4 separate regions of the Homo sapiens genome follow, and regions 1, 3 and 4 are each linked to region 2. A link is a loop called in an ENCODE intact Hi-C map of the cell type or tissue named here. Cell type or tissue: ascending aorta. All regions are shown on one strand. Region 1 has its middle 11 kb from the start of SLCO1B3. Region 2 overlaps PDE3A (phosphodiesterase 3A). Region 3 overlaps SLCO1B1 (solute carrier organic anion transporter family member 1B1). Region 4 overlaps SLCO1B3-SLCO1B7 (SLCO1B3-SLCO1B7 readthrough).

Region 1 (8,000 bases), 150 kb before region 2:
CAGTTACCCAGTCATCAATGGTCATGATATTAAAAAGTTGAAAACAGTCAATTCATTTTGCTTAGAGAGTCGGACATAACACTGATGCATACCACGTTAAGAAATTCTCCAAGAAAATCCTATTCAAAATCTTCCAATGGCTTCCTAGCTCACTTAAAATAAATACCCTAGTCCTTTCTACATCCCACAAGAATCTACAGAATCTTTTCCCTGGTTATCCCTCTGATAATATTTTCTACAAATATTTCCTACTCAGCCATTACTATACAGCAACAGGCTTCCTTGATATTCCATAAACATTTCATTTATATACCTGCCTCAAGTCCTTGTCACTTCTTTTTCCTTCTAGAAGGACGATTTTGCCTCCAGATGTCCATTTTTCATTTCAATTATTTTTCTGCTTAACCATTGCTGCCTTGCAGATGCTTTCCCTGACCTATATAAAAATGTAACACTTGTAATTCTTTAATGTCTCGCCCTATTGCCTACTCCATATCTCTTAAAATTACATGATTTTATAAAATATGTTTGTATATTGTCTTTTCCCCAGTAAATATAAGCCACAAAATGGCAGGAACTTCATCTTTTTTGTTCCATCATTTTCTGGTATAGTGCTTGTTATATTATTGAAACAATAGACATTTTGAATCAATGAGTCAATTATGCCAGCTGTATGGATCCTGAACATGTCTGACACACGGAAAGATTAGCATCTCTCCTTGCTTCTTATACTTTAATACTTTAGCCATGTGGTCTTCAATGTGAGACATGCATTCTCTCACAGAAATGAGAAGGCTTTCCAAAGGATATGCAAGTACAGATAAAGTTTTAGAAAAAAATTAACAATTTCATGGAAGAACAATTTATATGCAGTAAAATGCACATACATAATGTATATCATTAAATGAATTTTGACATATGCATTCAGCCATGAAACAAAGATACTGAAGATAATGGTCATCCCAGAAGTTTTCTTCTGTCCCTTCCTACCACTGCCCACCTCAGACCCTATCACTGAACTGCTTTTGTCGCTATAGATTAATTTACATTTTAAAGAATTTTATATTAAGATACGTCAAACAATAGGTACTCCTTTCTACTTGACTCAACTTAATTACTTTCAGGTTCAACCATATTGTCGTAGATATGATACTTATTCCCTTCAATGCCGATTAGTATTTTTTTTTTTAGTTTGTTTTTGAGATGGAGTCTCGCTCTCACCCAGGCTGGAGTGAAGTGGCATGATCTCCGCTCACTGCAAGCTCCACCTCCCGGGTTCACACCATTTTCCTACCTCAGCCTCCCGAGTAGCTGAGACTACAGGTGCCCACTACCACACCCGGCTAATTTTTTGTATTTTTAGTAGAGACAGGGTTTCACTGTGTTAGCCAGGATGGACTTGACCTCCAGACCTCGTGATCTGCCCGCCTTGGCCTCCCAAAGTGCTGGGATTACCGGCGAGAGCCACCGCACCTGGCCAGTTTTGCCCAGTTTTAATCGGTATGTTTGTCTTATTATTGAGCTGTGTTTTTTATATGTCTTCAAACAAGATGTTTGTTGAATATATGTTTGCAAATATTTTCAAAAGCAAATGTTTAAAATTTTGAGTAAGTCCAACTTATAAATTTTATCTTTACAGTTTCCCTTTTGTATTCTATGTAAGAGAGTTTTCAGATAGGGTTTGCACTGCCAAAATGAAAGTGAATATGATTTTCCCATGTTGTTTTAGAGGTTTTATATTTTACTTATTACATTTATGCTCCATTTTGAGTTAATTTTGGTAGAAGACATAAGGTAAGGGCCAAGGTTTTTTATTTTGTCTATTGCCATCCAATTTTTTCAGCATCATTTGTTAAACTTGACTTGGTATTTTTGTAAAAATCCATTAAACATAAATGTTTTGATCTTGTCCCAGACTCTCTATTCTGTTCCATTTACTACTATGTTCAATTTTATGTCAATATTATTCTATTTTCATTACTGTGGCGTGATAATAAGTCTTGGAATCAGATCCTGTAAGTATTTCTACTTTTAATCTACTTTTAAGGTAGATTATCACGTTGTATAAAAAGAGTTGCCCTTCTTTCTTTGTAATTTGGATATGTTTTACTCCTTGACTTGCTGTACTGTCCAGAACCACCAGTGCCATCTCCAGACTACCATATCTCAAAATAGAAGTGATGAGAGCAGACTTCCTTGCCTTGTTCCCAAACTTAAGGGAAAAAGTTTTCAGTCTTCCATAATGAAGTATGATGCTAGCTATAGGGTTTTGTACATTCAGATTAAGAAAGTACTCTTTCTTTCAGTTTTGTGGTTAAGTTTTTGTTCACTTGCTTTTTAAAATGGTGAATGAAAGAATTAACATTTAAAAATCAATATAATTCACTGTATCAGCAGAATAATGGGAAAACCTTATACTTACATTATCTCAAAAGTTGTACAAAGAATATTTGATAAAATTTAACTACTCATGATGAAAACAATTGCATACTATAAATAGAAAAGAACTTCTAGGAAGTGTATGGGGAAGTAGGAGATAAAGAGAGGTTGGTTAATGGGTAGAAATGTATACTTTGATAGAAGAAATAAGGCCTTGTGTTTGATAGATCTGTAGAGTGACTATAATCTACAATAATCTGTTTTATATTTCAAAATAGAAGAGACTATTCTAGCATAAAGAAAAGTATTTAAGGTGATGCATATTCTAATTATACTGATTTTACCTGTACAAATCAAATGAATATATTAAATTATTACATGTACCCCAAATTAAAAAAAAAAAACTTTCTTAATGTGATAAAGGGTATCTACCAAAAACTACTACAGAATCATCATACTTCATTATATGTTTATTGAATATGAATATCTTAATGAATAGAAAGAGAATGAAGGGCTCAATAGACTGGAGGTCCCATGAATTAGAAGGAAGAGCATACTAAGATTAACTGAAAATAAGATGAAGGAAAGCAGAAATCTAAATGTATTATTTTGGAGTAGTTTCGAGTGATGACAAATACCAAAAAGTGTCTACAGGATAGGTTGATTGAAGTAAAATAGAGGAGTAAAATTTTTCCATTGAGCAACAAGGCATAGTAATTCTACTCAAGGCTGTCTCTATTGTGTCTTTAGAGCAGTGCTGGGCATAGCACTTTCAGAGATGATGAAAATGTAATATCAGTGTATTCTTAAATGCAGTAGCAACTAGTTTCATGTAGCTATTAAGCACTTCAAATATGTCTAGTGTGACCAAGAAACTCAATTTTTAGTTTCATTTTTTATTTAGTTTAGATTTAAATAGCCACTTGTAGCTAGTGACTACCATGTAGCACAGCATAACTTCCGGCTATCAATTTCACCATGGCTGAGGTGGTAGAGCATTTTCTTCCCTGAGGATCCCACAAAATTTCACTTAAACCATTTCTAAGTCTTTCACCTTTCACCTACATTTTTTCAAGTTCTGAAATACCAAGTCACTACGCTGTTAGGAAATAGAGGGACTAGGCAATGCTCTATTATTTCTTTCTCTCATATTATTTCTTTCCTGTCTTTTGTTTTCTCTCTCCTTCATGTCCTCCTTTCAGGGTCAGTCACCAAGCACAATGTCAAAAACATTATGATCATTCAATACAGTGTAGCTGTTATAACAGTCTTTTTCAAATTATATACAATACCATCATGAGTATCTTTTATGCAATTACTTCAATACATCTGGGATTACTTCTACAGTAAACTGTCTTAAAACCAAAATTACTGATTCAAAGAGCATACAATTTTTTAAAATTTGCTTTTCAAATTGCATTCCAGAAAGATTTTATCAATAATAGTTTTTTATACAAATGGCACCTCTTAATTCATATCTACTAGTCATATATTTTTCTATCTTGAAAAATTAGTTGCAAAATAGAATCTACTATTGTTTTATTTTGCATTTATTTGATTATAGACCACATTCATGCTAGAACCAGTGATAGAGTTCTCTAGTATATTTCATATGACACAGAGTTTTCATCACTCATCTCTTTCTACTTCTCTAGGGCACTTGAAAAATTGGTTGCAAAATGGAATCTACTATTGTTTTATTTTGCATTTATTTGATTATAGACCACATTCATGCTAGAATCAGTGATAGAGTTCTCTAATATATTTCATATGATACAGAGTTTTCATCACTCATCTCTTACTACTTCTCTAGGGCACAAACTCAGAATACTTTTTGTTATACTCAAATGGCAAGAACATGTGTATCCCTTGAATAGCACCAGCATGACGTTGGTTTTCTCTAATAGAAATCCAAATTAATGCTCAGTTTTAAGATATTTGCTCAATATGCAGCAAAAAAAATAGTTCTTTTCTGGAAATTTCAACTTTCCTAGAGAATTAGGAAATCATCTGCTTCCACATGAAATAACCAAGACCAGGCACTATTACCTAGGTTTTCTTTGGACAACAGCATACTCCTGTCCTCAACTCCTGATAATCAAGTGTCTTGTGAAATTCCAGTTGTGACCATACGTTCTTGGATCACCCTGCCCATTTTCCTCAGGCCTCTATCCATGTATTCTGTGTGCTATGAACTTTGTTAAGCCTTCTGATGTCCTCTCAGATACCTTGAATATCTGTAGCTTCTTAATATTTTTTATAACACAACATTCTGGCTAGTTTTATCACTGATCCCAGAGGCTATACATACAGAGATGTGGTAGGTTTTGGAGTAAAGGAGAAGGCTTACATGGAAAAGAGTTGACATTATGCCTACAAATCAGAAACAAATATGAAGATTCACATAATTACCTGTATAGTATTGATAATTGTGAGATTCTCCAGCCAGTAGGTGGAAGCAGACTCCTATCTATAGAGATGGATAGTCTAAGCAGTTCGCACTTCTGAGTATGCTAAGTCATTTAGCACTTGCAGCAAATAAAACTTTCACTTTTCAGCAATCAGGAATCAGCTGTTTCTTGGGGATATATTTATGCAACCACTAATCCCTACTCAAAGGAGATTAGTTGCCTAAACAAATTTAACTCATGCCTGGGCTATTGCAATATTTTCCCAGGCAACTCAGGTTAGGGGACATAAGCCTAATAAATAAACTTTAAATCATCATCTTAGTAGGTGTTTAATGCTAACAAATTGTGTTACAAAGGTTCCTTGTTAAAATGAATGCTGTTATTGTCTCGTCCTCCCCAAATATTGGTCCTATTTGTCTTAGAGTTAGGAAGAGAAGACTGGAATAGAAAGGATAAATTCATACTAGCAGAAAAGGTAGTGAGCAGGATGACATACTTAATTGAGTAAAAAGGATGACATAACCTGTGAGCTCCATGAGGGTAAGAATATATCTATGAGGTTTGCTTCAAAGGCTAACAAAATTCTGGATACCTGGGGCATACCTATTAAATATTTGGTGAATAAAATGTTGAATGACAAACTAGAAGTATGCATGGCCTTTGTTCCCAGGATTTGATATATCAGAATATTCCCTTAAAAATTATGCCGTGTGTTGTGGCTCACATTTATAATCACAGCACTTTAGGAGGCTGGGGCTGGCAGATCACTTGAGGTCAGGAGTTTGAGACCAGCCTGGCCAATATGGTGAAAACCCATCTCTACTGAAAATACAAAAATTAGCCAGGTGTGGTGGTGCGTGGCTGTAGTCCCAGCTACTAGAAAGGGAGGCTGAGGCAGGATAATCTCTTGAACTCAGAAGGCAGAGGTTTCAGTGAGCCGAGATGTGCCAATGCGCTCCAGCCTCGGTGACAGAGCAAGACTCTGTCTAAAAAAAGAAAAATAAAAATTAGGCAACATATAAAAGAAAGGTGAAGAGCAGTGAAGATTGGTGGTATGGTAGGCTGAATAATGACCCTTAAAAATACCCATGTTCCAATCCCTGGAACCTGTGGATATTAATTTATATGGCAAAAGTAACTTTGCAGATGTGATTAAGCTAAGAATCTTAACATGGGGAGATTATCCTGGATTATCTGGTTGGGCAAACTTCTATTTTATCATTCAACATTTTGTTAACATCCATAGGTTATAGCTCCAATCTGCTATACAGAGGCCACACAGACTTCTATTTTATCATTCAATTTTTTTTTAACATCCACAGGTTATAGCTCCAATCTGTGCAATGCACTTTGAAAATGGAGAAAGGGAACACGTCAAGGAATACAGGAAGCCACTAGAAGCTGGAAAAAAACCAGGAGACAGATTCTCCTCCCAGATCATCCAGAAGGAACCAACCCTGCTAAAACCTTGACTTTAGCTCAGTACAAAGGATTTCAGACTTACAGCCTCCATAAGGGTAAGACAATACATTTGTGTTATTTTAAGCCACCAAGTTTGTGATACTCCTACAGCAGCAGCAATAGGAAAATAATACAGATGGTAACTGCCTTCTTTGTCCCTAATCATCTCTCTTCCTCCACTAGCTCCCACACTCCTATCTCTTTCAGAGACTGTCAATAGTGAAATATTGAATCAAGACCCCCTGAATATTTTATACACACTCTTATGAGATTAGAGTGTGTGATTACTGTTGTTATAGTACAGGATTCAAGTCAATAAGGTGGGCTCCAGGGACCTACCCAACCAAGAGCTGGTATTTCCACCATTAAAAAGTATTCTTAACTCTTTCCTTTTGTTATGATTATTATTATTCTAAGTTACCATGCTTTCTTTTGGTCTTGGTGTCCTTGAGAATGTACCTCACACAACTCTAACTACATGAGCATAATTGACCAATGGTCTCATGCACATTTAATCCCATTTTGTTATTTCCTTCTTAGAGACCTAATATATTTGCTATCTTAAACAAAATCCAGTTTTATTTTTAATAGCGCTTTATTCCGGAACTTTTCCTAGTCATCTAGACCATTGACCATAGTTCTGTTTAGCCCATTTTCTTCCAAGAAATTGAATATGTTTTGTTCACTGTCACTTCAGATTGAGATTCTTCTCTACACTAGGGTATTATAATAATATTGTTCACTCAACCATAGATATTCTATTTTCCTGGAGACTCTGGTTGCTTTTCTGCCCATTCTTGGTCACCCTGGAGACAAAATTTGATGAATCTCCTTAGATGAGGAAGAAGTTGTGTTGTGGTTCAGATCACAGACTCTGAATACAGATGGTCTGGGCTTACATCCCAGGTCTTTCACTTACGAACTGTGTGACTTGATCAACTCACTAAACCATGTCTCAGTTTTTCTATCTGTTTAATAGTAATAATAAAATATGAAATAAGAGGCTGGGTGCAGTGGCTCACGCCTGTAATCCCAGCACTTTGGGAGGCCAAGATGGGCAGATCACGAGGTCAGGAGGTCGAGACCATCCTGGCTAACACGGTGAAACCCCATCTCTACTAAAAATACAAAAAAGTAGCTGGGCGTGGTGGCATGCGCCTGTAGTCCCAGCTATTCGGGAGGTTGAGGGAGGAGAATTGCTTAAATCCGGGAGGTGGAGGTTGCAGTGAGCCGAGATCGTGCCACTGCACTCCAGCCTGGGTGACAGAGCGAGACTCTGTCTCCAAAAAAAAAAAAAAAAAAAAAAATATATATATATATATATATATATGATTATTTTGAAGATTAAATAAGTGAACTATTTAAAGCATTTAAAACAATGCTGGTCACAAAAGATCACATACTTGATAATAGCTTTTGTATGAAAATCCAGAATACTCAAATTTATAGAGATGAAAATTAGATTTGTGGTTGCCATGGGCTGGGAGAAGGAGAGAAAGAAATGGCTGTTAATAGGCGCTGAGTTTGTTTTAGGAGTGATGAAAATATTCTAAAATGAGTTAGTGGTGATGGGTATACAATTCTGTGAATACATTAAAAACACCACTGAATTGTATACCTTTAAAAGGTAAATTTTATCATAAAGGATATATCAACCAAAAAATAATGCTGGCCCCTTGTATTGTGATTATTTTAAATTATTATTGAGACCAATGTTTCTGGTCATCCTCTTCAGGGCCTTCTTCAGAA
Region 2 (8,000 bases):
TCTATAAAAAAACAGTATTTCAAGGATCTTCCTAACATCTGACTTCCACTATCTCAATATCTTCTTCCCCCAAATGCTTGCAAATAACTTTTATCATAGAGTTCTATGATTATATTTTAGTCCAATTTTTATACGTCACTTTTTGTCTCCTGATCAAAATTGACCAGTGCATTTTCTGACAAAAGTATGAATATAAAATAGAGTGATCATACTTTCATAGCTGTTAGAAGCTTTGAGCAATTCATGAGCAACCTGTAAGTACAGATTAAGCTGTATTAAACAGTGGTCAGTTACCTGTTCATAAAATTCATTGACAATACCATCTGTCCACTGAAGATGGAGTTCTTTACATTTAGCTGGACCATTGATATCAGCCAACTTTATACACATTTGACAAACCAGTAGACGATCATTTTCATTGGTCCAATCTATTCCAACATCATCATTTACCTATTTGAGAGATAAAGTTAATATATGTTTTGCTTTGATAAAAACAAAAGTTGAATAGAAGAGAAAAACAATAGAACATTTATTGTCTTCATATTATATAGGGATCATAATACCAAATAATTGGGAACCTCTAGCTACTTAAAAATGTTATTGGCTGTGTAAATTAATGGTAAAAATAGTTCACAAAAAAAGTAAAATAACGAATTATGGATAAAATTATAATAATGGGTGACAGGGTGAGTGTGTCAAAAATAATTGAATTATACATTTTAAAATAACTAAAAGAGTATAACTGGATTGTTTGTAACACAATGGATAAATGTTTGAGGTGACAGATACCCCATTTACTCTGTTGTGATTATTATACATTATATGAATTTATTAATGTAACCCATAAATATATATACCTACCATGTACCTACAAAAATGAAAATTTTAAAAATCATTAATTATTGAATTAGCAACAAATGCTTTTTTAAATTGGCATATATAATCAATTACTTCTCTTTTCTTTTTTTGAGACAGAGTCTTGCCCTCTCTCTCAGGCTGGAGTGTCATGGTCCAGTCTTGGCTCAGTGCAACCTCCACCTCCTGGGTTCAAGCAATCTTCCTGCCTCAGCCCCCGCAAGTAGGTAGGACTACAGGGGTGCGCCACCACACCTGGCCAATTTTTGTATTTTTAGTAGGGATGGTGTTTCGCCATATTAGCCAGACTGGTCTCGAACTCCTGGCCTCAAGTGATCCACCCACCTCGGCCTCCCAAAGTGTTGAGATTATAGGCGTGAGCCATTGTGCTTGGCCTTATTATCAATTACTATTAAAATAATATAGTTACAGTTCATAAAAAATTGTCATAACTTAATATTTGGGCATTTACTTTTGAGGTATAAAATTCTGCTTCAAGTTTTTGATCTGTACTGCTGCCAGATAATTTATACAAATATACCGTAGAGATGAAAACAAATTAAATCAAACAAAAACCACAATGACAGAATGTGTTATTCCTCTGTAGCACAGAGTAGAATCTATAGAGACAGCATCTCAGCTTCTTGGGCATCTAGATTCAGATCAATACCTATATGTCTGCTTCTGGTTAAACATTTTATTGTATTCCATTTTCACATTTGAAATATGGGAGTTCATAGTAACATGTTTTGTTCAACAGTTTGCTTCCATGATATCTTTCAATGTGTCTATAAAATGAAGACTGATGCAGCCGGGCACGGTGCCTCACACCTGTAATCCCAGCACTTTGGGAGGCCGAGGCGGGTGGATCATGAGGTCAGGAGTTTGAGAGCAGCCTGGCCAACATGGTGAAACCCCATCTCTACTAAAAAAAAAAAATACAAAAATTAGGCAGGCGTGGTGGCATGAGCCTGTAATCCCAGCTACTCGGGACGTTGAGGCAGGAGAATCACTTGAACCCAGGAGGCAGAGGCTGCAGTGAGCCAAGATCGTGCCACTGCACTCCAGTCTGGGCGACAGAGCAAGACTCTGTCTCAAAAAAAAAAAAAAAAGAAAAAGAAAAGAAAACTGGGTACAGCTCTATTTACCTTGCCATTAAATTTGGCTACGAAGTCAAAGTGTTTCTTCAGGTCAGTGGCCAAAATTGCTTCAATGACAAGGAAACGGAAATGCTTAAATTCCACATGGTCAAGGTTAATTAAGAAGTTATACTCTGGCCGGGACATGAAAAGATTCCATGCAGCAGCTGCGTGATGATTCTCCAAAACTGAACGATCGTTATATAGCACCGCCTAGGCAAATAAGACAGTTAAGAGTTCAACTTTTTAAGAAAATAATCACAAAAATCATGAGAATATGCAATGCTTTTGAAATTGCTTTTTATTCATACAACAAAGAAATGTAATCACGTAACTCCTGCTTATTAAGAATCACTTATTACTGTACAATGACTCTATTATTTTTCTTGGTTAAATTTCCACTTTTTGTAAGATAAATTCCTTTCCTTGAAAACTTAGTCCAAACTCTTTTGAGGGGGCACTCGCCTATCTTAATAGATATTTTTTAAAAGATTTTTTCTTTAGATTTCTTTGTAGGGTACAGGAATTTAAACATAAAAATTATATACAAATAGAAAAGAGGAGGGAGAAAGAAAAAAGAAAAAAATTATATTTACATATATATGTAAATATAAATATAATATATAATTATACCAATGCCACAATACCTCAAGAGGTAACTAGGTTACTTTCTCTATCTGGCATAAGCATTATCTCCTCTTAAACACATACAGCTATTAAAGATGAATGGAATACCCAAAATGTCCATGACTTAAAACATTCTCACTCCACTCCACAGGAAATATCACCTTTTATCTAGTATTCGGAGACATAAAATGACATTTACTTGTTTGAAATTCTCTAATAATGCAGAGAGAAGTTTTATTAGAGAATTTTTTTTTAAAAAGGGAAGCTGCCTACAAAATGCCTGAACACTAGTGTGCAAGATAGCCTATGGAGAAATAAAAAGACATAGGACAAAAAGAAAACACTAAGCACAGAATATTAACATAGAGGTATATAAAAATGTAGACGTGTAAAATAATCTGAATGGTAAATTATCCTGGCCAGTGGATTTTTGCCTATATTTAGAAAAAATAATTCTGGTGTATGAAAGACAAGTGGAAAGAAGGTAGATAGTCAAGAAAAAATTATCAGATAATTTTTATTGTATATAGATTCAAGAAAAACTATAGAATAGCCTATAAGATGAGCTGTGGAAATGAACAGCAATGGGATAGAAGAGGCAAAGAAGAAAACAGAAAAGTCAATATTGAATGAAATTGGCCTCTAGATCTTGTAGAAGAACAGAGGATCTCAGAATGTTTAGCAACTTGGGTTCAGCTAATTAAATAAATGAGGGGCTAAATTTGATTGTATAAATGGGTATGTCTACATACTTAGTGATGAATTTTTTACTTAGAACTATACACCAAGATGAACTTTAAATTTATTCACTGTTTTTGGAATCTATGTTTAGGCAAAAAAAATAAAAAATCCTCCAATGAAATAAATTGATATTAAAATCCTACCAACCTATAGATAATGTCATAAGAATCATAATTGTTATATTGAATATATTTCAAAGGAATGGTATTTATATACAAAGAAACCTTACATTCTTAAAAGTCCAAGAAATGCTTGGTTCTCTAATCTTTTCAGAAAGGGGCTTTTGTATAGGTTGCCTTTTGTTTGTTAAAGAGGTCCATTAACATGAATTCAAGTAGGTTTTCTTCCTAAGAAGAAAACTGAGAAATGATTCCCATGGATAATAAAGTTGTATACCTGCTATTAGAATCTTGGAAGAATCCATGGCTTCTTTTCAGAATTAGCACGGTCTCTGAGAATTTCAACGTAAGACTATGTATAGTTTGGCTTATATTAACTTGGTGCCTGTTATAAATCACACTGAACTTCACTTTCTTGAGAAATCTTTAAATTAGTTCTCCTAACCAAAATCTAAAGATTTACCTGAGGAGCACTAGTTGCAACCAGGAAAGCATTAGTCCTTCCTGGATGATCATAATCGTGCATGGCTGCAGCCACATACAGCGCCATCAACTCCAAGGCAGGGATATTCCCAGACAGACATCCGTATTTATCATCTGTCACATTATACGTTTTTGAGAATACATATCCCATATGTCCATGTGTAAATCCACTGTCAGAATCTGAGAAGAGAAAATGAGAGTCAAAGAAGTTTTTAAAAAAGTACTGACATTATTTGTCTTGACTTCTTTCTTTTTGAAAAAAAACAAAAACAAAAACACCCTTGTTCCCATCTTTCATAAGGCAGTGCAGATTCACTTCGTACATACCTGAATCACTGGTTGAACCATGATCATTAATCACAGTTGAGAGGCCTGGAATAGGCTGTGTAGTAAGATACCAAACAGCATGTAAAACATCAGTGGCATGGATTCTGTTATGATCTGTAACCAGTGAACAGGAACAGTCATCAGTTTATGAACTTTGGGGTCCAAGAACTAAGAGTGCCATCTACTGGACAAACAGTTTAGTCCTAACATTTTACTATTTCCATGAAAGTTGGCCAAACTTTCTAGGACAAATATTATTTGATTACTCTTCCATAACTCCATAACATCCATCGTAACAAGAAAAAAACCTTACTTGTAACATTTATTATGCATGCAGGTATCTGAAGTGGAAAAATCTGTGTCAACAGTCGACTACAAACTATGTATATAGGAAACATACTGTGTGAAAAAAGTGTAATGTTTACTCTGGTACTTATTTTCATGCTCCTGCATAAAACTATGCAGAGAATGAGAATAAATGTAATAGCTATGACATACTTCAACTAGATGAGACATAATATTTCATCTCTGATAGATGGTACTCAAAAATAATCTGGGAATAGAACATAATACCATTTTTCTGTATCAATCTTAAAGCACTGCAATAACATATCTTTTATATGTAGATTTCATCCACAAGCAAAATTCAAAGCCACAATCAATTATATTCTCTGATCTAGAAATTCTAATTTCAGAATATAGTTCTAAGAAATACTTAAAAAGAAAAAGAAAAGCCTCTTGTATAATAATGTAGGAAGCTAAGCCATTTAGAAGAGTTAAAACCTACAGGAAAACCAGATAATGCCATCATCTGGTTGATGATGCCATTAACCAGATAATGCCATCTGGTCATAATGCCATCATCAAGGGAAGGGGGTCATACTCCACATGTGCAGTTCAACTTCTTTCAAACCATAACCACGTGCCCAGTGTGCTCTTGGCTCACCTTCCTTTTCTGTGCAATTCTTCCAAGTTTTTTGTTTATCAGACCCCTCATAATACTTCACTGATTAGTATGCTTTATTCTATTGTATTTACATATTGTAAATACCTATACTTTATATATTGTATTTCTGCTAACCAACCATGATACTGTTTCCTTCTCTAGTATAAGAGATTACATTTCTTCATAATACTTAAAATAAGGAGAAGAGAGAAACAGGAGAGAACAAGAATGACAATGAGAATATGAGAGAAACACCTATTCCCTAGTCAGAGAAGAAAGAGGAAACCTATGGTCAATGTGGCAATTGTAGCACCTGGGTAGGTGTTAAATTTCTGGCAGCCATTAGGAATCAGTCTTTAAGTGACAATATGCAGCTAAATCTTAGGTAAACACCCTAGAAATTCAGTGGAAAGGCCTGGATGTGGGTTTGAAAAGATCTCATCAGAAGAGCTTAAAGAAACTCAACTCTGGCCAGGTGCAGTGGCTCATGCCTGTAATTCCAGCATTTTGGGAGGCTGAGGTGAGTGGATCATTTGAAGTCAGGAGCTCAAGTTCAGCCTGGCCAACATGGTAAAATCCCGTCTATACCAAAAATACAAAAATTAGCCGAGCGTGGTGGTGGGCACCTGTAATCCCAGCTACTCGGGAGGCTGAGGCAGGAGAATCGCTTGAACCCAGGAGGTGGAGGTTGCAGTGAGCTGAGACTGCGCCACTGCACTCCAGCCTGGGTGAAAGAGTAAAACTGTATCCAAAAAAAAAAAAAAAAGAAGGAAGAAGAGGAAGAGGGGGAAGAGGGGGAGGAGGGGGAGGAGGAGGAGGAGGAGGGGAAGGAGGAGGAGGAGGAGGCTCAAATCCTAGCCTCCTGAGGAGAAAATAGCAAAACTTGTATACCTGTGTCAATCGTAAATATGAGTAATAATATTATATGGTACTTGAAAGAGCAATTTCATTAAGATTGACATCTATATCCCTGAGTATAGCCCATCTCCAGTGATATGAGCCCATTACATTTACAAATAATTCACAGGCAAGAGAATTACGATCATATTTTATGTCTGTACTTGGGCTATTTATGAAATTGATCATACTAGAATTTTCTGGATTTGGGACAGGTGTGCTTTTACCTCTGCTATAATATTATCCATGCTAACTTGGGTGAGTTACTTAAAATCCACTTCCTTATCTTAAAAATAAGACAGAGTAAAAAGTCTTATTTATCTTAAAAATACGGGAATAATATTGCCAAATTCATGGTACAATTGTGACAATTACATTAGGAAATATATTTTAAAGGGCCAGATACACGGTGAATTTGTAATTTGTGTAAACATTATTCATGTAAAATAAATTGCTGCTGTAGAACAAGACAGAACTAGTATAGATCACCAGCTTTCTCCCAGAATCAATGCTGGATTTGTAAGAATAAAATAAAATATCTTCTGCCTCCATCGGTAGAAGATAGTAATGACCTGTTATGGTAGGAAAATGGCAGTCTGGGAGTAGGGTTCCACTTTTGGGAGATATGTTGGAAGCCAGCTTCTTAAATTATCTTCTCCTGTTGCAAGCTGGGAAGATTACTATATGCCAGTAGTTACTATTATTGTTGCAAGTCAGAGAAACCTGTGCATGAGCATAGCAGTACGGAGGTGGATGGGGGGCAGTATCACAGTGTTGGCAGAGCCTGTTTGGGGTAAGGAATTGATAACATCTATTCCAGGTGAACTTGCAGCTTTTGAGCTCTAATCCTTTTGAGCTCTAATCCACCCTGTCCCCCACCCCAAGGCCCAGGCCCAGAAAACTTTATAGGTAATGTTTTATTTTAAAAAAACAAAAAAACAAAAAACAAACTTTCAACAAGCAATTAATCCTAAGTAAATAATCTAGTGCCGAAAATACAAGAAGAAAAGCTGCCAAACTCATTTTATGAGGCTGGTACAATCTTGATTTAAAAACGAGGTAAAGACAGTATGTATATTTAAACATGTTCCTTTTGCTTTCGAGTACAGGTTTAAAAGTACTAAATAAAAAAAAAATCACTAACCAAATCCAGCTGCTTATCTAAACATATACATCTAGTTATATGTGTGTATGTGTAGGAGAATAATACTGTCATCAATCACTTAGATTGAAGAATAGAAAACCATCTGTCCTGTTAGCAGTCAGTGACATGTTTATTAATCAAATATTCACTTAGCATGTACTCAGTATTATGCCAAGTGCTGGCATCTCCATTGTTCTTGTCATTAATTCTCTGGTAACCCAACCCAGGAGCAAAGACACCCAGGAAAGAAGCTAGCAAGGTCAATGTAAGTTACTGACAGGTTTCTATGTAATACATAAAAATGCTCAAAGATTCCTCTTCTTCTTCTGGCCAGGGTAGGCAACTGAGAAGGATAAGAAATGCTATCAGAGCTATCCTTATTTTATCCTTATTCTCATCATACTTCTTCCTTCATCTCTGCATTTTGGACAAACCCCTAGCCTTCTCGATGACACCTTCACTCATGTGGCAACCCCCTCGCCCTCTTTAATAACATATAGACGCACATGCATACACTAGCACATGGTACACCCTACCTCTTTCCCAGAGTCCGCCCATCTCCCTCTTCCGTCTTGATACACTTGTTTTCTCAACTTTCTCCTTTTCCCTCAAGCACAGAGTTGAAGTGAGCTGGTATGGAGGGTTGGAGTTGTATGTAAATTCACAGATTTTAAGATCCAAATTTATATATTTTGTATTTAAAATTTTGTCTATGCTCCTAT
Region 3 (8,000 bases), 520 kb before region 2:
CTGCACTACAGCCTGGGCGACAGAGCGAGACTCCGTCTCAAAAAAAAAAAAAAAAAAAGTCATGACCACTTCTAATCCATCTGGAGCCTCAGGCATAACAATAAACAAATAGCAGTTAAGGATAACTGAGCACTTCTGAAAAAAAATAGCATAAAAATAATTTGGAATAAAAGCACCAAAATGAATGAGTAAATTTTTTTTTTACTTTATAAAAAATTTAGTACCTTTACGGGTACAAGGGCACATTGCATCCATGAAATCAGAACTGGCAGCCTAAAAATAATAAGGGAATAATAAAGTGCTGTTGTAAATATAAAATACAGATTAAATATACAAATTAGAACTTAATATGGTAAGATGGATGATGGCATCAAAGATTAATGAAACATAAAGAAAAACAATGGAAATTTAGAAGAAAAAAATTTAAAGAGAAAAATTCCCAGAAAATTTAATATTCATCTTATAAATTATCTAGAAAAAAATTACTAATAGGGAAAAACACAAATATGAACCAGAAAATGTTTTCCCTGAGCTGTTATTGGAGAAATCCAACATAAAATGAAGACAACAAAATATCTTCAGTATTTCAAAGGAAAGATTTTTGTGTGCTCAGTGAAACAATAGAGGTCTAACGTAGGTTGCTCTGAAAAGATTCCTTTCTCCTTAAGAATAACAGTCCTCTCCCAAAGTTTCTTCATCTTGAGAGAGGGGAGGTAAAGTATGACATGGCGTTAGTTTGCAAAAAATGAATTTGTGTAGAATCAGGGTTTCTGAACATCCTCACTATCAACATTTTCAGTTACATCATTCTTTGTGCATTATAGAATATTTAGCAGTACCCCTGACCTCTACCTTTAGATACCAGTAGCACTTCCATTGCCCCCAACCCCTGTGCAGTTATGACAACCACAAATGTTTTTAGTTATTGCCAAATTGCCTGTGAGAGATAAATTTACCCCAGTTGATAACCAGTGGTGTAAAGCATATATATTTTTTAACTTTGCAAGTTTGGTTATTAAAATAGAAAATAAATGTTACCAATTTCAAAGCTTCCGTCAATAAAACCAACAAGAGAAGAGGATATCTCAAATCTCCGTTCTATATGAATGATGGAACTTTTCATAATAATTGCACCTAGTGTCTTAGCAATAAAGCTGAGTGACAGAGCTGCCAAGAACATCTAAGAAAAATCAGAAGGAAAGGGGGAAAATGGTTAATCGAAGGACTATATAATGTCAATAGGCACATGGAATTATAATAGCTTTCTTCTTTACTTAAAAACATTATTTGTATCTTAAAAACCATACTTAGTTTTCCCTTTTACCAGGTACTACTACTCAGCCATTTAAATGTTATTATCACTACACTGATAAAGCATCATTTCTAATTTGGTTATAATATCAAAATATTAGAGCACTACAGTTAAGGTTGTTATTTTTAAATTAATCTCATTAACTGATTTATAGAAAGCTACATCATGTTCTCAGATGGCCATGATGGTGAGCTATTCTTTATTTCCATATGAATAGCATTGGCTAACTGGGAGGGGAGTGGCAGTACATTCTCAAAGGCAGCATTTCCAGGAAGCCAGCTGAAAAACAGAACTTTGCAGAGGCAAAGAAAAATTCTATGACCAACACAAGTGACTGACATCCAGTGTAAGATGCAGTGGTTATAGATGTTTTATTTGTCAATTTCATGTTAATAAAATGTATCGATTAATCATTTCTATTACAGCTCACATTTATATCCATAAACAAATTTCTTTGGGCTCTCTACTATTAATATTTACCCTGTTATGTATTACATCTTTATATCCCCTACCTCAAATTTATATGTTGAAACTCTAATTTCCAGTGTGTTGATGTTTGGTGATAGGGTCTTTTTGAGGAAATTAGGTCATGAGAATGGAGCCCTCTTGATAAGATCAGTGCCCTTATAAGACAAGAAATTAGGGATTCCCTCTATTTCTCTCTTTCTCTCTCTCTCTCCCCTACCCCCAAGTGATGACACAATGAGGATATGGCCTTCTGGAAACCAGGAATAGGGCCCTTATCAGAACTCAATTATGCCAGAACCCTGATATCAGAATTCTCAGCCTCCGGAAATGTGAGAGACAAATATTTGTTGTTTAAGTCACCAAGTCTATTCTATTCTGTCAGCCTGAACTGACTAAACGACCTCTTCTAATTACCTCCTATATTTCCCAGTGGTTTCCACCACCATGCCTAGCTTCAATTATTGCAAGAGCCTCCTGAGCCATGTTTCTACTTCTGTGCACATCTGCCTAACAGTCTCTTCTCAACAAAGTAGCTAAAGAAGTCCTTTACAAATCAGAAATAGATCATGCTGCCCCTCTGTTTTCCTATGTAACTTATAGTCATATCAAGTTTTTCCAATAACCTATGAGACCATAAACAACCTATCCTCTTTTTTACACCCACCTCCCCACAAATATTCCTCTTTATCTTTCTAATCTTATACTTTGTTACTCTTGTCCTTGGTCATTCCTCTCCAGCTACATTAGACCTTGTTGCTGTATATTGAGCATTCCAGATTCATTATATTGCTCCAGGCTTTTTGTTCTTGCTTTTCACTTGACATGAAAGGCTCTTCCCCATAGTCGTATTTCTATCATTCATTCCTTCACACCCTTAAGAGTTTTGCTCAGTGGAACTTTCACAGTGAGGTTTTCCTTGATCAATCTCTTTAAAATTGCACCCCTTTCTGCTCACAATACATTTATTCCTTTATGAGTTTATTTTATATTGCCACAGCAGAATATTAGCCCCATCAAGTCATAGGTTTTTGTCTGTTTTGTTCATTGCTCCGTCCCCAGTGATTAGGACAGTGTCTGTCACAAAGATGCTTAAGAAATAATGAGTGAACATTTATATAACCAAAACCTACTCTGTGTCTGGCCCTAGGCCATGTTTGGGGGACAGAGATAAAAGGCCCAACAAAACTCTTTGATAGCCGACAAAATGTGGGTGTGTTCCTTTCTGCATAAGAAACTATCAAATGATATATGCTATCAATGAAGATAAAAGGAATTCAAAAGATTTATTAAATGATACAACTTATAGAGATAACTAAAAGTTTTAAAATAAAATGTAAAAAGTTATCTAAGAAACAGCATAAAATGTAGAAGAGTATCAAAACTAGTTGTATTAAGTTGATGATGGGAATAATAAAACAGGAGAAAGGGGCAACAGAGTTAGACAAAAATTATGAAGATTTTCTTCAAAGATAGTCAATTCTAACATCTTGTAAAAATGTATGCAGTCTTTGTGCCATAGAATAGTGATGAAAATTGTTCAGGTCCTAATCATTAAAAAATCATTTTATTAAAAAGGACTAAGAAATGTGGAAGAGAGTGACATCAGCAAGAGAGCAGAACAGCCCTGGAACCTCAACAGCAAGACACAATATTAACAACATATGTACTAAATGCCTCTGTGAGAACTTCAGAACCAATTACAAGGTTTCTGTACCTCCAGGCTATCGTGAAAACAACCTGGCAAGAAAAATCATGATTGTTTCCAGTCTCTCTCACTAGAGTCTTTCTCACTCCACCCTGTGCAATGCAATTGGAAGGAAACATTTAAATCTCCTATGTTCAATATTTTGACTTTTAGGGAGGTTGCCCAAGGACAGGCTTCTGACTTGCCTATATTCAAGTACTAATAAAAATGCGGTCTTTGCAAGCAAAGGTACACCAAAAACTGCAGTTCCAGACAGAGACACGAGGTGGAGCACCAGTACAACAATTTAATGCAGCCCCAGAAAGGCCACTGTACCTCAAGCCCCAGGGGAGGGTCTTCTATAGAAACCAACAAACCTTTTCAAACAGATCACACACACAAGCCTAAAGGAGAAAGAAAGGAAAACATACTAGAAAAAAAGCATGAGTAGGCCACAGAATCTCTATTCAGAATTAGTGAGGAGAGTTCTCCTTATGGAAAATCATCTCACAAAATCTGGGAGAGTTGACTGATTTTTTAAATGTTAAAATCTCAACAACAAAATAATACAAAGTATAAAAAGAAAGAAAGGATTCTCACACATTAAAAGGAAAAAAAAATTACATCTCCAGAAACTGACCAAAAACAAATGAAGATATAGGAATTGCCAGACATAGAACTTGAAATTAGTCAAGTAGTGCAATGAATTAAAAGAGAATATGAACAGACAATTAAATGAAATGAGGAACATAACAAATAAACAAAATAGCAATATTAACAGATTATAAACTATGAAGAACCAAACAGAAATTCTGGAGTTGAATTATAAAGTAACTGAACTGAAAAATTCACTAGAAAGACTCAACAGGTAACTTGGCTAGGCAGAAGAAAAAATCAGGAAAATCAAAGACAGAACTTCTAAAATTAGAGTCACAGGAGCAAAAAGAAAAGAAGAGCCTAAAGAAATTATGGGACTCCATCCAGCAGGGCAACATATGCATTATGGGAATACCAGAAGAGAAGTAAATGAGAAAGGTCTGAAAACTTGTAAATTATGGACCCCATTTTTTTAAATCTTAAGAGATAAAGGAACCTAAACATTTAAGAAGCTCAAGTAATTCCAAATAAGATAAATCTAAAAAACTCTATACCAAGACACAGTATAATCAAACTGTCAAAAGTTACACACAAACAGAGACTCTTAAAAGAAGCAGCAAAACACCATTCATTTAGTACAAGGAAGCGGACAGCCTCTTCAAATGATGTTTGGGAAACTGGATACCCACATGCAATGAAATGAAATTGGGCCCTTACCCTATACTATATGCAAAAATTAACTCAAAATGAACTAAATACCTAAATGTAAGACCTTAAACTTCCAGAAAAAAATAAAAGAAAAGCTTCAGGACATTCAATTTGGCAATTTTTAAAATGTGATACAAAAAGCACAGGCAACAAAATTAAAAATACACAAATCAGACTATATCAAACTTAAATCATCTGCACATAAAAGAAAACAACAGGTGAAAAGATAACCTATGGAATGGCACAGAATAAATGCAAATAATATAAGTGATGAGGAGTTAATATCTAGAATATATGGACTTTTCCAAGGAAACAACAACAAAGAACAACCCAATTTAAAAATGGGTCAAGGACTTACATAGACATTTCTGCAAAGAAGATATACAAAGAGCCAATAAGCACATTAAAAGATGCTCAACTTTCTACTTATCAGGGAAATGCAAATTAAAACCACAATGAGATATCACCCCACAACCATCAGAAAAGCCACTATTTCAAGAATAGAAAATAACGAGTAAGAGAAGTTAGGAACTTCATGTTTGTTGATGGAAATATAAAATGGTTCAGCTTTCATGAAAAAGAGTTTGGAGGTTCCACAAATACTAAACAATAGAATCACCATACAAGCCATTAATTATTCTTCTGGGTATATAGTCAAAGTAATTCAAAACAGGATCTAGCAGAGATATTTGTACATGCATATTCATGCAGCATTATTAACAACGGCCAAGATGTAGAAGCAACCCAAATGTCTACTGATGAATGAATAAAGAAAATGTGGTATACATACACAATGGAATATTATGCAGACTTAAAAAATAAGTAAATTACATCATGTGCTACAATATGGATGAACCTCAAGGACATTATGCTAAGCTAAATAAGCCAGTCACGAAAGGAGAGATACTGTATGATTCTATCATATGAAATATTTAAAGTAGTCCAAGCATAGTGGCTCACACTTGTAATCCCAGCACTTTTGGAGGCCAAGGTGGGCGGATCACGAGGTCAGGAGTTTGAGACCAGCCTAGCCAACATAGTGAAACCCCATCTCTACTAAAAATACAAAAAAAAAAATTACCTGCGCATGGTGGTAGTCACCTGTAATCCCAGCTACTTGGGAGGCTGAGGCAGGAGAATCGCTTGAACCCAGGAGGCGGCGGTTGCAGTGAGACGAGATCACACCACTGCACTCCAACCTGGGTGACAGTGCGAGACTCCATCTTAAAAAAAAAAAAAAAAGAAAAGAAAGAAAAAAGAAAGAAATATTTAAAGTAGTCAAAAAATTAGAAACAGAAAGTGGAAAGGTACTTACTTAGAACTGAGGAGAAGATAGTTTAGTGGATACAAAGTTTCAGCAATGGAAAATGAAAAAGTTCAAGAGATCTGTTGTTCATCAATGTGAGTGTACTTTACACTTTTTAATTGTACACTTAAAAATTGGTTGAAAAGGTACATTTAATGTTATGTGTTTTTTACCAGCATGACAAAACGATGCATTATTTTATAGGGAGAAAAAAGTAATGTGAGTGGTCTCCTGCTGAGAGAATTAACCTCTCCTACTGGATATGTTTAAAGTGCCAGAGTGGCTGCAGATACTAATAAGAGTTCCACAACATTTTCATTTGATTTACAATTGCTCTTCACCATGCTCTTATCCACTAATTTATGAAGTTCTGTACTGATGTAGAACTTCTTGTAAACATCCCCTCCCCCATTCCTCTCTCACTGTCTACTAATTTAGGTTCTTTTATACTCAGCTAAATTTTCATTGTCACATTTTATTAGATTTCATTAATTTGTAAATAAAATGTCATATCCTTGAATGTAAACTGTCAAGATTTCTTATGATATAATCTTTATCAAGAGGATTATTATAAAAAACTATAAAGATGATCTCTACCATGTTTTTTGTTTGTTTTTTGGTGGCAAACATTTTTAGAATTAACTTTTGTGGTAAAGCATTTATAAAATAAAATTTGTCATATAGTTGGAATCATATAGTAGGTAACATTTTAATATTGCGTTCTTTTACTTATAAATATACTTTTAATGTTTCATGTCTTTTCATTGGTTATGTCTCATTTCTTGTTAATCACTAAAAATATTCTTATTCTATTGCATGAATGTACCAAGGTCGCTTTACCTATTCTCATATTGAAGGACACCTTGGTTGCTTCTAACTTATGGCAATTATCAATAAGGCTGCTATAAACACCTCTTTGTAGGCTGTTGTGTAGACATGCTTTCCACTTGATACTTATTTCAGTAAATACCAAGGACTACAAATGCTTGATTGTATGGTAAGCCTATCTTTAAATTTGTAAGAAACTATTAGAATATTTTCCAAAGTGGCTGCACTATTTTGCATTCTCACTGGCAGTAAATAAGAGTTCTTGTCGCTCCACATTCTTGCCAGTATTTGGTATATTTTTGTGTTTGGAATTTTAGTCCTTTTAACAAGTATACAGTGACATAGCTTATTGTTTAATTTACAATTCCCTAATGACGGGATGTGGAGCATTTTTCCACATGCTCATTTGTTGTCTCTATATCTTCTTCAGTGAGGCATCTGTTCAGATATCATCCTCATTTTATCATTGGGTTATTTTTCTAATTATTGAGTTTTAGATGTTCTTTGCATACTTTTGAATATCAGTTCTTTATTGGATATATCATTTCAATGTCTTCTGGTCTCTGATGAGAAATCAGTTGTTAATCTTATTAAGGAACTCTTGCCCATGATTATTTCCTACTCTTGTTGCTGTCAAGATTCTGAATTTATTTTTATTTTTTTGGCCTTTGACAGTTTGATCATAATGTGCCTCAAAGTGGATCTCTGAGTTTATTTGGATTTTCTTATGCTTCTACGATATTGAGATCATATATTTTATCAAATTTGGGACGTTCTCGGCCACTTTTTTTTCAAATATTATTTCTTCCCTTTTCTCTGTCTCTTCTCTTTCTAGAACTACTGTAATTGTTATGCTGGTTCACCTGATAGTGTCCCACAGTTCCGTATGTTTTGTTAATTTTTCTTCGTTTTTTTTTTCTTTCTGCTTCTCAGACTAATCATTTCAATTGTCTTATCTTCAAGTTTGCGGATTCTGTGTTCTAACTGCTCAAATTTGCTGTTGAACTTTTGTCTAAGTCAGTTCAGACTGCTATCACAAATTATGATGGAACGGATGGCTTAAACAACAAACATTTATTTCTCACAGTTCTGAAGGG
Region 4 (8,000 bases), 420 kb before region 2:
AACAAATTGTGCTGGGATAATTGGCAAGTCACATGTAGAAGAATGAAACTGGATCCTCATCTCCCACCTTATATGAAAATCAACTCAAGATGAATCAAAGACTTAAATACAAGACCTGAAATCATAAAAGTTCTAGAAGATAACATCAGAAAAACCATTCTAGACATTGGCTTCGGCAAAGACTTCGTGACCAAGAACCCAAAAGCAAATACAACAAAAACAAAGATAAACAGATGGGAGTTAATTAAACTTAAAAGCTTTTGCACAGCAAAAGAAATAATCAGCAGAGTTAATAGCCAATCCACACAACAGCAGAAAATCTTCACAATCTATACATCTGACAAAGGACTAATATTCTGAACCTACAAACAACTCAAACAAATCAGCAAGACAAAAACCAAACAATCTCATCAAAAAGTGGGCTAAGGACATGCATAGACAATTCTCAAAAGAAGATACACAAATGGCCAACAAGCATATGAAAAAATGCTCAACATCACTAATTATCAGGGAAGTGCAAATCAAAACCACAATGCGATACCACCTCACTCCTCCAAGAATGGCCATAATCAAAAAATTATAACATAATAAATGTTGATGTGGATATGGTGAAAAGGGAACACTTTTACACTGCTTGAGGGAAGGTACACTAGTACAACCACTATGGAAAACAATGTGGAGATTTCCTAAAGAAATAAAAGTAGATCTACCATTTGATCCAGCAATCCCATACTAGGTATATAGCCAGAGAAAAAGAAGTAATTATATGAAAAAGATACTTGCACATGCATGTTTATAGTAGCACAATTTGCAATTGCAAAAATATGGAGCCAGCCCAAATGCCCATCAATCAATAAGTGGTTAAAGGAAATGTGGTCTGTGTATATCATGGAACACTACCCAGCCATAAAAATGAATGAAATAATGGTATTCACAGCAACCTGGATGGAATTGGACACTACTACGCTAAGAGAAGTAACTCAGGAATGGAAAACCAAACACCACAGGTTCACACTCATAATTGGGAGATATGAGGATGTAAAGGCATAAGAATGATACAGTAGACTTAGGGGACTCGGGAAAGGGTGGGAGGTGGGTAACAGATAAATGACTACACATTGGGTACGGTGCACGCTGTTTGGTTGATGGGTGCACCAAAATCTCAGAAATCACTACTGAGAATTTATTCATGTAACCAAACATCACCTATTTCCCAAAAACCTACTGAAATAACAAAAAATAAATTTAAAAACAATTTAAAAAGGCCTTTAGCCTCTGGAGTCTATAATCTTACTCTTCACCAATAATAAACCACAATTTTCTGATCTTTCTTTTATTCAGTACACGCTCTTAATCTAAGATGTCCAGTTCTAGAGTCTGAATTCTCATTCCCTTTTGCATTAACTTCTGCTAGTGGTTAGTTGGTCAGCCTTACAGGACCAGGTAGTGAGAAGTGGCCCAGTTACATGTTATCTCCTGTTGTTTTATACAACTTCAGCCTGACCAGATTCCTAGGGCTCCTAAGCTAATTGAGGCCTGTCCTAAATAATGCCTCCATTTAGAAGGAAGACTCTCCACTCTGCCTATACCTGGAAGAAATATTCTTATTTTTCTGAAAGAAGGAAAATTTCAAATACTACCTATCTTTCTGTTAGAAAAAGTATAATATAAATATGATGATTCCTTGCTCTTAACAGATTGGCTTTAACAAGAATTAACAATCAAATTCTCTGCTAGGCCACTCAAGTTTTCCTCTTATTATTTTCATTTATCACAACAATGGAAATGATTCTTACTTATTCCTTTTTTATACATTCTCATAGTTGAAAATTAATTACATTGTCTTTAAGCCTTAACATGAATATTTACATGTTAAATTTCTAATCTGTATATTTATCATACCTAGCGATCGCATAATCATTGAATGGAAGCCGATTGCAAGTGCTTTCAATTCAGGTTGAACAATCCTGTAATATGATTAAAGCAAAGAAACAATACACATCATTAAAATATCAAACTGAGTTAATATCAAAACATTTATCAGTATCATTTTTCTTCATGATTGAATGAGAACCCTTAAGTGAATGGCCCACATTAAATATAGTTATATTTTCAATTGTTTTAAAAGGCAAACACCTGGATGGTAGTAATAATTATTTTTATTTCTTATTTATTCTATGCTTTATGATTTCAGGACAGTTTAACAAATATTTTCATATTTGATCCTTATGAAAATCCTATAAAAAGGTGATGAACAGACTTGCCACGTTTATGAAGAAAATGATTTTGTGTGGACTATTTAGGTAGCTCATATGAAAATATTATATACCATTATCCAAAAGTAATTCTTAGCAGTCCTCTTTTTTCCATCTTATTTCTGTCATCAGTGTTAACACGGTAGTTTACTAATATGATTCATAAATTATATAATACAACCAGAAGGGTCAAAAAACTTTTCTGTATTCTAGTGTCTTGTGTATTTAACTGTCATACTGAAGGTAAGACTATACTTGTATCCTCACTTAGAAACTAACTCACTCTTACATTTCCCCAATTCCATTTTTCTGTGTTCAATAAACTGATTACACTACCAACCCTGTGATAACTTAGTATATATCAAGTGAAATAAAATTATTTTGCATTAGTGGAGGGGGTGGATTGGGATAAGGGAGGATGACTGCGGCTCAAAAAACCCAGTTTTACTGAAAGAGTAAATTAACTGATGAAAAAGTTGTTTTTTTCTTGAACTCTTGGATGGTTATTCTTTCAGAGAGCTATGTAGCTGTCATCAATCAACAAACATTCACTGAGCACCTAATAAGAGATACTATGCTAGTTAATATTCTTGGGAGTAAATAGACAAATTATGCTTCTTCTCATCTAAGTGACTTGGAGAAGTATATCACTTAATTTCTCTTAGCCTTAGTTTCCTTGTTGGTTAAGTGAGGATAATAATGCTTATCTCATGTTATAAGAATCCAATAAAATGAGCTAGCACTCTAAACTTCAATTTAATTTACACATAATCACCTGTATACTTTACAAAACAGCTACCATTTATTGAGATTCTGAAAAGAATTCAACAGAATTTATAAACTTTTAAAAGGCAAAAGTTAAATTAAACATAATATATTAAAAGCTAAACATAAGATAGTTATATATTAGGAGAGACAATAAATGGAAAGTGTGTTTTGGCTCTCCTTTCACCAAGTACAGCAGTACTTTGTTAGCCCAGTTGAGGGCACAACAACCACACTGAGGACAATGAATCCATGTCTGCTATATAAGGAGGAAATTTATTTCATAAAGAGATGGTCAGGAGAAAATCACCAGGAAGGGTAGGTTAGCTTTTCTATGGAGATGTTACTCTCAAATATCAGATTTCTCAAAGGAGATTTGGGGAAGGGAGAGATTGCACTTCACCCCTGGTTGAGTTCTCTGACAATTGCCTGACAGGCATTTTTCACTGTAATTCGTTTTCGAAAGTTGCAGTTTGTATACTATACGCACAAGGCAAACTGACATTTGTTATCAACTTGTATTTTACCAGGGAAAGGGTTAGCATGCAGGAGAATTGGGGGACTTGCAGATAGGGTAAATATTTTCCTAAGAGTGGGCCTGAAATCTTCAATTCAGTGGAAATGATGGATGTGTGTGATATAGTAACATACACATACAATAACAATCATACACACTCACTCCTACATTTACATGCATGCACATTCACACTACTCCTTGCATGCTCACACTCACATGCTCACTTGCATGCACACACACACTGTTATCATGAAAGACATTTTTCACTGTAGATTGATGCTTTGTTTGTCATCAGCTTACATCATGCCTCACACCGTTGTCACCAGCAGAATGCCAAGATTTTTAGATCTTCTCTGGGTACAAAGACTCTCATTCTACATGGTTTAATACACATTCCTTAATCCAACTCACTCTCCTACTCTTTTCCCATCACTCAAACCCTGTTATTTTGCCCATGGAAACTCTTGTTTCTTACCAGCAAAATGTTTACTTTTTTTTTTTCCAGATGGATTCTCATTCTGTGGCCCAGGCTGGAGTGCAGTGCTGTGACCTCAGCTCACTGCAACCTCCGCCTCCTGGGTTCAAGCAATTCTCCTGCCTCAGCCTCCCCAGTAGCTGGGATTACAGGTGCCCACCACCACGACTAGCTAATTTGTTTGTATTTTTAGTAGAGATGGGGCTTCACCATGTTGGCCAGGCTGGTTTTGAACTCCTGACCTCAAGTGATCCGCTTGCCTCGGCTTCCCAAAGTGTTAGAATTATAGGCATGAGCCACCGTGCCTGGCCAACTTCCTACATTCTTTTTAGCTCTTTTACTTTCTTGTTCTAAATGAAATCTAACTCCCATTAACACTCTTTCCTTGCAACTCTATCAAGTTTTCCTTCCACCGCCTCCATATCAGTGGGCCTGAAATGTGGAAGTCCTTATTGATCTTTTGTTTTTACCACTTCCATACCTGAGTCTCTCCTCTGAAAGACCTCTAGATCCCAGTAAGAGGTGCACCACACTAATATACTATTCTCTAACCTCCTTGTTGAAGTTAGCTGTAGACTGGCACACCACAACTCTTATCATTTCTTGACAATTTTCATTCTAGGCTCTCTGTCGTTTTTGTCAAAATGATTTCTGCCCCTTTTCTTAGTTATTTTAATATTCATATAGATTATGCTCCCAATGCTCTGCCCTTCCAGTTTCTTGGCCTTTTCTCTGGAAAGTCGTATTTCTTTCACCCACAATCAGTTCATCAGTACCCACTTTTAAAATTCTCTATTTTGAGCATCCCACTCCTCATGACCACATCTCAAATTTTAAAATTACTCCGTTTCATACGTCTGCTGCAATATACCCCAGCCCTAGCTCTTTAGGCTTATGACTCCTCTGACCTCTTCACAGGCCATCCCTAGTTTCACCTCTTCATGTCCTATCTCATCATGATCTTTTGTTATAATCAATCCTTTGCATATATCTTGAACATTTTGTCTATCTCATCCTTTATTGTATTGGACAAGCAAAAATGCTTTTATCTAAACCTCTGCCTTCTCTACACCTATGTAGTGTGCTGCACGGCTGGAGGAAATAATTCAACCATGCTGGTTGGGCTCACTTTAAATTCATAAGCCAAAATATTCAGGGGACCTCCAGTGCAATTGTCCAATATTTTACTAGTCCATTTTGCCAGTCAGTATATTTCTCCAATCTTCAAGATTACTAGGTAACTTTTTCTGATATGAACACTCTTTCTTTTCTTTATCGTCCTTCTCATCTGATTACATTGCTTTTTTATAACAGAGAAAGTAGAAGCAATTAGATAAAAAAAGTTTAATACTCTTTATCACTACAGGTACACATTTACCGGCTTTTTACCCACATAGACAATTTTCCCTTCTACAGAGAAAAACTCTGTGTCCTTGTTAACATCTCTTTTCATCTTCCTCTGTAATTACTTTCCCTCTCTCCTGCATTATCAGTTTCCTTCATCTGTACTGCTAATTCTCATTAGTATGCAAGCATGGTATGATTTCTAGCATTGAACATAAACAGAACTCTTGATGACACAATCATGCTAACTACCACATCTTTTCTCTGCTTCTTCTTCTAACACTTCTCCTGAAAAGAACTTTCCATACTGACTGCTACACTTTCCTTTCTAGCATTTTTTCTTGATCCTCTTCAATACAGCCTTTCAGATTCTATGCAGCACACATTACAGTCACAGTTTCAAAGGGAGAAAAATCCTGTTAAAACAAAATAAATTCAAAATAAGGAGAGATAGCTTATCCAAATGAGGAAGAACCAGATAAACAATTCTGGAAGTATAAAGAAGAAAGAGTGTTACAACATCTCCAAAGGACCACACTAACCTCCAGCGGTGGATTCTAAACACAATAAAATCTTTTATATAGTCAATGAAGAACGCACACCTGTAGTCTCAGCTACTCAGGAGGCTGAGGCAGGAGAATCGCTTGAAGCCAGGAGGTGGAGGTTGCAGTGAGCCGAGATTGCGCCACTGCACTCCAGCCTGGTGACAGAGTGAGACTCCAACTCAAAAAAAAAAAAAAAAAATCCAAAATATTGATTCTAAAGAATTCTAAAGAAGCCTCCCAGAAATAAGGCCTTTAAGAAATACAGGATTATTTAAGGTTGAGATCCAAAGTTGAAAGCCATCACAAATACATGAGAAAAATGATGTAGCATATAAAAGAAAATATAGATTTTATTGAGAAAAACAGACATGACTTCTGAAAATGAAAAATATTTTGGTGGAATTGCAAAATGGTTTTGAAAGCTTTAACAATGGGCTGAACAAGCAGCATAAACCATTTAAGAGCTGGAAAACAGGTCTTTTAAGTAAACCCAGTAAGACAAATATAGAAAATTAAATTGCGAAACTTAACGATGCCTTCAAGCACTTTGTTATCATGTAAAGGTTATCATGTAAAGCATCCAAACTTATGAATTATAGGTATTCCAGTGGGGGAAGAAGAGAAAGTAAAAAGTGTGGGTAACTTGTTTGAATAAGTAACTCAGGAAAACTTCCCGGGTCTTGCTGCAGACCTAGACATCCAGATATAAAAATCTGAGATGATTCCTGGGATATGTATTTCAAGAATAACCTAAGAAAAACATATAGTACTCAGACTATCCAAAGTCAACATAAAAGAGGCAAGAGAGAAGTGTCTAAAAAGAAATCTCATCAAACTCATACCAGAGTTTGCAGGAACCTTGTAAGCAGGAACCTTAACAAGCCAAAAGAAACTGGGGTCCTATTTTGAGTCTTCTTACAAAATAAGGCCAGACAAGAATTTTTTTTATCCCCCTTAACTAAGATTCATAATTCAAAGAGAAATAAGGTATTTCCTAGATAATAAGCAAACACTAAACATATTTGTCACAGACTGGCATTACAAGAAATACTCAAAGGTGTTCTAAACACAGAAATGAAAGAGCAATACTAATCATTATGGAAACACACAAAAGCATAAAACACACAGATCTTATAAAGAAATTACCCAATTGATGCCCCAAAGCAATTAAGAACTAATTAACAATATTATGGAAACAAAACCTCAAAAATCAATACTGACCTTAAATGTAAACAGACTAAATCCTCCACTTAAAAAATATAGGCTGGCAGAATGTTTAAAAAAAAGATACAACTTTATGCTACTTACAAGAAACCCACCTAACTGAACTAACTGGTATAGACACTTTCAGCGTCAAAGTAAAGGGGTGCAAAAAGATATCCCATGATAACATAAACCAACTATAGCTATACTTGTGTTAGATCAAACTTCCAATCAAAAACAGTCAAAAAATGAAAAAGGTTATTATATTTTATAAAGGCTCAATTCAACAAGAAGATATAACAATTCTAAAAGTATGCATCGAACATTGTAGCACTCAGATTCATAAAACAAATACTACTTGACTGAAGAAAAGAGAGAAATGCCAATACAACATTAGTAGGGTCCATAAATAACCCACTGACAGCAACAGGAAGATCATGGAGGCTAAAAATCAACAAAGAAAGCTGGTAAGTTGAACACTAGACCGAATGAACCTAACAAATATTTGCAGAACATCTTATATTACTACCACAGAATATAGATTCTTCACAGCTGCATGTGAAACATGCTAAAAAATTGACCATATGCCATGCCACAGGCAAGAGTGAATACATTTTTTTAAAAATCAAAGTTACATCAAGTACCTTTTCAGAACACAGTGAAATAAAAATAGAAATTAGCACATAGAGGAATTCTCAACACTATACAAATACATGGAAATTAAATAACTTGTTCCTGAACAATTATTGGGTCAATGATGAAATCAAGGCAGAATTATTTTTAAAAATCAAAATGAATGAAAATAAAGACAGCATGTCAAAACCTCTGAGATGCAGCAAATCAGCGCTAAAAGGGAAGTTTGTAGCATTAAATGGCTAATATTATGCCCTATGGAA

The links. A loop is a pair of places that touch in the nucleus more often than their neighbours do. Peaks named below come from ENCODE experiments on the same cell type or tissue, not always from the same donor. Only the 100,000 strongest peaks of a DNase experiment are listed, where the experiment ranks them.
Region 1: a loop joins it to region 2, with 11 times the contacts of the local background. A loop is called at or near these places in 34 of 110 quality-filtered maps.
Region 3: it touches region 2 in a loop (4-fold over the local background); 19 of 110 quality-filtered maps call a loop at or near these places.
Region 4: a loop joins it to region 2, with 13 times the contacts of the local background. A loop is called at or near these places in 11 of 110 quality-filtered maps.

What each region holds. Positions count from the first base shown.
Region 1 is chr12:20,795,611-20,803,610 of GRCh38, reverse strand. No RefSeq gene overlaps it. Among named protein-coding and RNA genes, the nearest start is that of SLCO1B3, 11 kb to the left of the region's middle. In ascending aorta, a CTCF peak has its summit at 4,821 (motif pointing right); no DNase peak of the experiment used is centred here.
Region 2 is chr12:20,642,895-20,650,894 of GRCh38, reverse strand. PDE3A (phosphodiesterase 3A) reads right to left here. Exons shown (of 16, transcript NM_000921.5): 11 at 4,292-4,405; 12 at 3,945-4,144; 13 at 2,004-2,207; 14 at 295-450. Among named protein-coding and RNA genes, the nearest start is that of SLCO1C1, 48 kb to the left of the region's middle. RefSeq lists a silencer at 4,246-4,540. In ascending aorta, a CTCF peak has its summit at 4,471 (motif pointing left); no DNase peak of the experiment used is centred here; H3K27ac peaks cover 3,522 bases.
Region 3 is chr12:21,165,830-21,173,829 of GRCh38, reverse strand. SLCO1B1 (solute carrier organic anion transporter family member 1B1) reads right to left here. Exons shown (of 15, transcript NM_006446.5): 3 at 1,039-1,180. Among named protein-coding and RNA genes, the nearest start is that of SLCO1B1, 39 kb to the right of the region's middle. In ascending aorta, a CTCF peak has its summit at 3,741; no DNase peak of the experiment used is centred here.
Region 4 is chr12:21,061,286-21,069,285 of GRCh38, reverse strand. It overlaps SLCO1B3-SLCO1B7 (SLCO1B3-SLCO1B7 readthrough), which reads right to left. Exons shown (of 16, transcript NM_001371097.1): 14 at 1,903-1,967. Among named protein-coding and RNA genes, the nearest start is that of SLCO1B1, 66 kb to the left of the region's middle. In ascending aorta, a CTCF peak has its summit at 3,240 (motif pointing right); no DNase peak of the experiment used is centred here.